Regions from separate parts of the Homo sapiens genome. Here region 1 is linked to region 2. The links are chromatin loops, found by intact Hi-C in ENCODE. Cell type or tissue: PC-9. All regions are shown on one strand. Links, peaks and the distances in the headings refer to the core of each region. The heading gives the core; the rest is flanking DNA. Region 1 has its middle 6.2 kb from the start of MAVS. Region 2 overlaps SIGLEC1 (sialic acid binding Ig like lectin 1).

Region 1 (2,805 bases), core at 103-2,602, 130 kb before region 2:
CCATGTTGGCCAGGATGGTCTCGATCTCCTGACCTTGTGATCCACCTGCCTTGGCCTCACAAAGTGCTGGGATTACAGGCGTGAGCCACCGCACCCGGCTCTCCCTTTTTTTTTTTTTTTTTTTTTTTTTGAGATGGAGTCTTGCTCTGTCGCCAGGCTGGAGTGCAGTGGCGTGATCTCAGCTCACTGCAACCTCTGCCTCCTGGGTTCAAAGGATTCTCCTACCACAGCGTCTCGAGTAGCTGGGATTACAGGCACCCACCACCATGCCCGGCTAATTTTTGTGGGTTTTTTTTTTTTTTTTTTTTAGTAGAGACAGGGTTTCACCATGTTAGCCAGGCTGGTCTCAAACTCCTGACCTCAGGTGATCCACCCGCCTCCACCCCCAAAGTGCTGGGATTACAGGCGTGAGGACTTGATTCATTTTTATCCAAGTAAATGGGTGTGACACCAGCATCCAGATCAACATCTAGAATATTTCCATTTCCCCAAAAGTTCCCAAGGCCTGGCATGATGCTCACACCTGTAATCCCAGCATTTTGGCAGATTGAAGCAGGAGAATTGCTTGAGCCCAGGAATCAGAGACCACCCTGGGCAACATGGCAAAACCCTATCTCTATGAAAAGTACAAAAAATTAGCCAGGCATGGTGGCACGCTCCTCTAGTCTCGGCTACCTGGGAGGCTGAGGCGGGAGGATCAATTGAGCCCAGGAGGTCGAGGTGGAGGTTGCAGTGAGCCATGATCGCATCACTGCATCTGAAGCTTCACTTGTTCAGAACTCAGTTCTGGAGTTCCTTCTGAGCTACTGATCCTCCCGCCTCAGCCTCACAAGTAGCTAGGACGACAAGCACATACCACTGGCCTTTTTTTTTTTTTTTTTGAGGCGGCGTCTCGCTCTGTCACCCAGGCTGGAGTGCAGTGGCGCTATCTTGGCTCACTGCATGCTCTGCCTCCCAGGTTTATGCCATTCTCCTGCCTCAGCCTCCCGAGTAGCTGGGACTACAGGCACCTGCCACTATGCCCGGCTAATTTTTTGTATTTTTAGTAGAGATGGGTTTCACCGTGTTAGCCAGGATGGTCTCGATCTCCTGACCTCGTGATCCGCCCGCCTCGGCCTCCCAAAGTACTGGGATTACAGGCATGAGCCACCGCGCCCGGCCACCACTGGCTCTTTTTAAATTTATTTTTTGTAGAGACAGGGTCTTGCTATGTTACACAGGCTGGTCCCAAACTCCTGGGCTCCAGCAGTCCTCCCACTTTGGATTCCCAAAGTGCTGAAACTACAGTTTTGAAGCACATTAGACCTCTTACTGCTTTGACTGCTTTTTTTTTTTTGAGACTCTTTTAGCCCAGGCTGAAGTGCAATGGCACGATCTCATCTAACTGCAACCTCCACCTCCAACCTCCACTTCCTGGGTTCAAGCAATTTTCCTGCCTCAGGCTCTGAGTAGCTGGGATTACAGGTGTGCACCACCACATCCGGCCAATTTTGTATTTTTAGGAGAGACAGGGTTTCACCATGTTGGCCAGGCTGGTCTGAAACTCCTGACCTCAGGCTATCCTCCTGCCTTAGCCTCCCAAAGTGCTGGGATTACAGGCGTGAGTCACCATGCCCGGCCTCTGACTGCTTTTTAACTCACCTTCCCTCAGGGCAGGAACCAGAGCCTATGGTAATACTCAATCATATTTATTTGTTTTTGTTTTTGGCGAGAGTGCAGCGACTGGAGTGCAGTGGGACGACTGTGGCTCACTGCAACCTCCGCCTCCTGGGTTCAAGTAATTCTTGTGTTTCAGCCTCCCAATTAGCTGGGATTACAGGTGTGCGCCACTACACCCAGCTAATTTTTTATTTTTAGTAGAAACGGGGTTTCACCATGTTGGCCAGGCTGGTCTCGAACTCCTGACCTCAGGTGATCTGCCTGCCTTAGCCTCCGAAAGTGTTGGGATTACAGGCGTGAGCCACGGTGCCCAGCCCCTCAATCATATTTGTAAACTCTTCCAGAACACTGAGGGGAAAGATAAATTTCTATTCATTAAAAGCAGTGTAGAAAGTCAGAGTAACTTTTTCTTTTTTTTCTTTTCTCTCTTTCTCTTTCTCCTTCCTTCCTTCTTTTTTTTTTTTTTTTTTTCGAGACAGGGTCTCACTCTGGTTGCCCAGGCTGGAGTGCAGTGGCGTGATCTTGGCTTACTACAGCCTTGACCCCCTGGGCTCAGGTGATTCTTCCACCTCAGCCTCCCAAGTAGCTGGGACTACAGGCTCATGCCACCACACCCAGCTAATTTTTTGTATAGATGGGGTTTCTCCATGTTGCCCAGGCTGGTCTCAAACTCCTGGACTCAAGCAATCCACCTGCCTCAGCCTCCCCAGAGTGCTGGGATTACAGGCGTGAGCCACCATGCCTGGCCCAGCCAGGGTAACTTCTGAACATAGGGTGACTTGCAGCAGGAAACTTGCAGGCCCTACACAGCTGCTTCCTTTCTGTAACTTGTGGCTTATCTCCTCGGAAATTGCAAGCAGTCCTGGGAGTAGCATCCTTGAGAGATTAAGAGATATCTTCTATTGTTTCTCTCTGCTTCTCAGCACAAAGAAAAAGTTACATGGTGATGTTGCAGAGTCCCTGGCCCCAGGGGTTTCCTATAAGCCACCTATTCATTCATTCCTTCATTCATTCCTTAGTTCGTTCAGTATATATTGGGTGCCTGTTATGTGCTAGCCGTTGGGTATAATGTAGAAAACAAAAGAGACACAACTCGTGGAGGTTATAACAAGATGGAAAAAAGAAATGGTAAACTAAATAACACAA
Region 2 (2,805 bases), core at 136-2,635:
CCAAGTCCAAGACACTAATCAAAGATGGACTCAACTGAAACCCTTCCACCACCCCCAAATCCTTCCAACCTGCATCCCAATCCCAGTCCCGACCATCACCCTGCTCTGACCCTACCTCAGCCCCAGCCCCAGCCCCTATTCCAACCTTATCTCACCCTCACCTCACTTGCACCCCAACCCTAACCATTTACTCATCTCATCTAATCCCAACCATCCATCATCCCAACCCTAACCACAACTCCGACTCTATCATCCTCATCTCAACCCAGCCTCCACCGTATCTTAACCATCACCTGCACCCAACTCCAACCTTCACCCTTACCCCCACCCATCACTCAACCTCAATGTCCACCCCAATCCCAGCCTTAATTTGCTTCCAGAATTCCAACCTGATCATCACCCTGACCTCAGCCCCAGCCCAGCCCAACGATAATCTCTCCTTACTCTAACCCCAGCACAATTCCACTTCATCCATCACCACTTCGTCCGTCCACAGGAGGGCTTCTGGTGCTGTCCAGCACAGTTTGGAGAGTGAGCACTCCAGCCAGAAGCATTTAGAGCCAGATTAAGGAATGAAGTGTGAAATTTCTACTGCCCATGTCAAAGCCAATAAGCATTAGTTATGGATTCTATGGCTCTGAGAATTAAACATTTGGCCTGTGATTGGGGATTTCCACTATTTTGACCATAATCTGCTCCAGGAATTGCCCATCCGTACCCTGACTCCCTATCTGTGGGCCAGTAACCTCCAGCTGGCCATGTCACCCTGTGTTCTTCCTTCTCTAGCCCAATGGGGAAGTTGGGGAGAAGCCTTGGTGTCAGGAAACAGAAACTGAATCCTACACCCGGGCCTAGCTGTCCATAGGGAAACTGCCTCTGCCCTTTCTTCCCCAGCTAAACTTGGCCTCTGGAATCAGAGGTCAGGGACTTGGGGCCCCAGCCAACCCTCCAAGACCTCCTGAGGCACTTGGTCTCAAACAGGCAGCAAACGTGAGTGCCCACTGTGTACCAGGCCAGCTCAAGCCACCCTGATGCAACACATACCAATAGTAGGAGTGGGGATTTAAAATCCTGTCTTCAGAGCACCCAAGACTTGGAGACCCAAGTATGAACCTCAGGAACCTCCTGTCTGGGGAACAATGATTTCCAAAAGAGTCACCCAAGGGAGGGATGGTTCAGGGCTGCAGAGCTGCCTGCTCCCTGTTGCTGGCACACCGCCCCCTTTCCCGGGACCCGCAATTCCCCCTCGACCACCAGGGGGCGCTGCGTGCTCACTAGGCCACAGCTGCAACCCAAGTTGCGGGGGGCGGGGGGCGGGGCACTGTCCCCTCAACTCCAGGCTTTCAAACAGGGACAGAGATCTCCTTTCTGAGCGGTCCCTGCTCTTTCTGTTTCCAGAACAGTTATCTGGGCTGAAGCTGGCCTTTGTGGTGACAGGCTGAGCCAATAGGCTGGATTCCGGTGGGGCTGACCCCTTTGGGGTTAGGGCCGGGCTAAGCATAGGTGGCCTCTACATTATGTGATGGGAGTGGTCCTGGAAAGGGTCCTCCCCCGCGCCCTGTTCCAGGGTCGCTGTGTCCAGAACCCCACCATTCTTCCATCAGGTTCACGATTGCCCTTTTCAGGACCCCAAATGGGAGGAACAGGGGAGCTGGGACAAGATAGCTGCCCTGGCCATAGCAGAGCTGACCCTGACATCCCCTGTGGCCAGGGACACATCTGACCCCCAGTGTGCCCAGCAGGCTGCTTTTCTTCACGGTGAGGTGTCCAGGTCCCAGGGCCCCAGCTATATCATTCTCCAGTGGCCAAGAACCTGGTGTGGAGGCTGGGGGTGCATCTTCCCAGAAGAGGAGGAGGCCTAGGGCTTCCTAGAGAACTGGAGATGAGCCCTTGGGCCTCCATAAATGGCCAGATCAGTCCACTCCAGCAGCCTGCGAGAGGGCTGGGTCCCCTGGGGAGCGGTGTCCTTCCTGTCCCAATCCCGCCCTGTACTGTGCCCCCTGCTGGGGCACCTTCTGCCTTCTGCAGCAGGCTAAGTCCCACCTGGTCAGCCTGACTGGCCCTGGGCCTCGGCTCACCCCCTTCCCAGGTGTGACCCCTGGTAGTCATTGGAATCTGCTGAGCCCAGCCCCTGAGGCGGATGGGCTGGGAGCTGGGAGGTCATGAGTTTCCTGTCCCCACTTCCAGCCTCCTCGTTCACTTGGCCAAGTCAGCATTTAGGACCAGGGAGGATTGCAAAGTTGGCAACATGGGTGTGTATGTGGTGAAATATACATAATGTAAAATTTACTGTTTTAACTGTCTTTAAGTGTACACCCCATGACATTAGGTACATTTGCAATATTGTGTAACCATCACCACTATTTCCAGAACTTTTTCATTATCTGAGAGACTCAGCAATCATTAAACATTAGCTCCCCCTCCCTGCAGCCCCTGGTTACCTCTATCCTATTCTACTTTCAGTCTCTGAATATACGTAGTCTAGATATTTCATGTAATTGGAACCCTACAATATTTGCCCTTTTGTGTCTGGCTGGTTTCACTGAGCATAATGTTTTCAAGGTTCACATATGTTAGAATTCATTCCTCCTTATGGCCGATTGATATTCCATTGTATGTACATACCACAGTTTGTTTATCCACATCCATTCACTGATGGACACTTGACCTGTTTCCACCTTTTAGTGGAATAGTGCTGCCGTGAACATTGGTGTACTCTGTTAGAGTCCCTGTTTTCAGTACTTTTGGGTATATACCTAGGAGTGGAATTGCTGGATCATATGGTAATCCTATGTTGACTTTTTG

Evidence for each region. A loop is a pair of places that touch in the nucleus more often than their neighbours do. Peaks named below come from ENCODE experiments on the same cell type or tissue, not always from the same donor. Only the 100,000 strongest peaks of a DNase experiment are listed, where the experiment ranks them.
Region 1: it touches region 2 in a loop (2.0-fold over the local background); 8 of 110 quality-filtered maps call a loop at or near these places.

What each region holds. Positions count from the first base shown.
Region 1 is chr20:3,839,209-3,842,013 of GRCh38, reverse strand. No RefSeq gene overlaps it. Among named protein-coding and RNA genes, the nearest start is that of MAVS, 6.2 kb to the left of the region's middle. In PC-9, for the core only: no CTCF peak of the experiment used is centred there; a DNase peak (open chromatin) is centred at 1,593; H3K27ac peaks cover 1,028 bases.
Region 2 is chr20:3,709,525-3,712,329 of GRCh38, reverse strand. All of the region lies in intron 1 of SIGLEC1 (sialic acid binding Ig like lectin 1), which reads left to right. Among named protein-coding and RNA genes, the nearest start is that of SIGLEC1, 1.7 kb to the left of the region's middle. In PC-9, for the core only: CTCF peaks have their summits at 1,072 and 1,275 (motif pointing right); no DNase peak of the experiment used is centred there.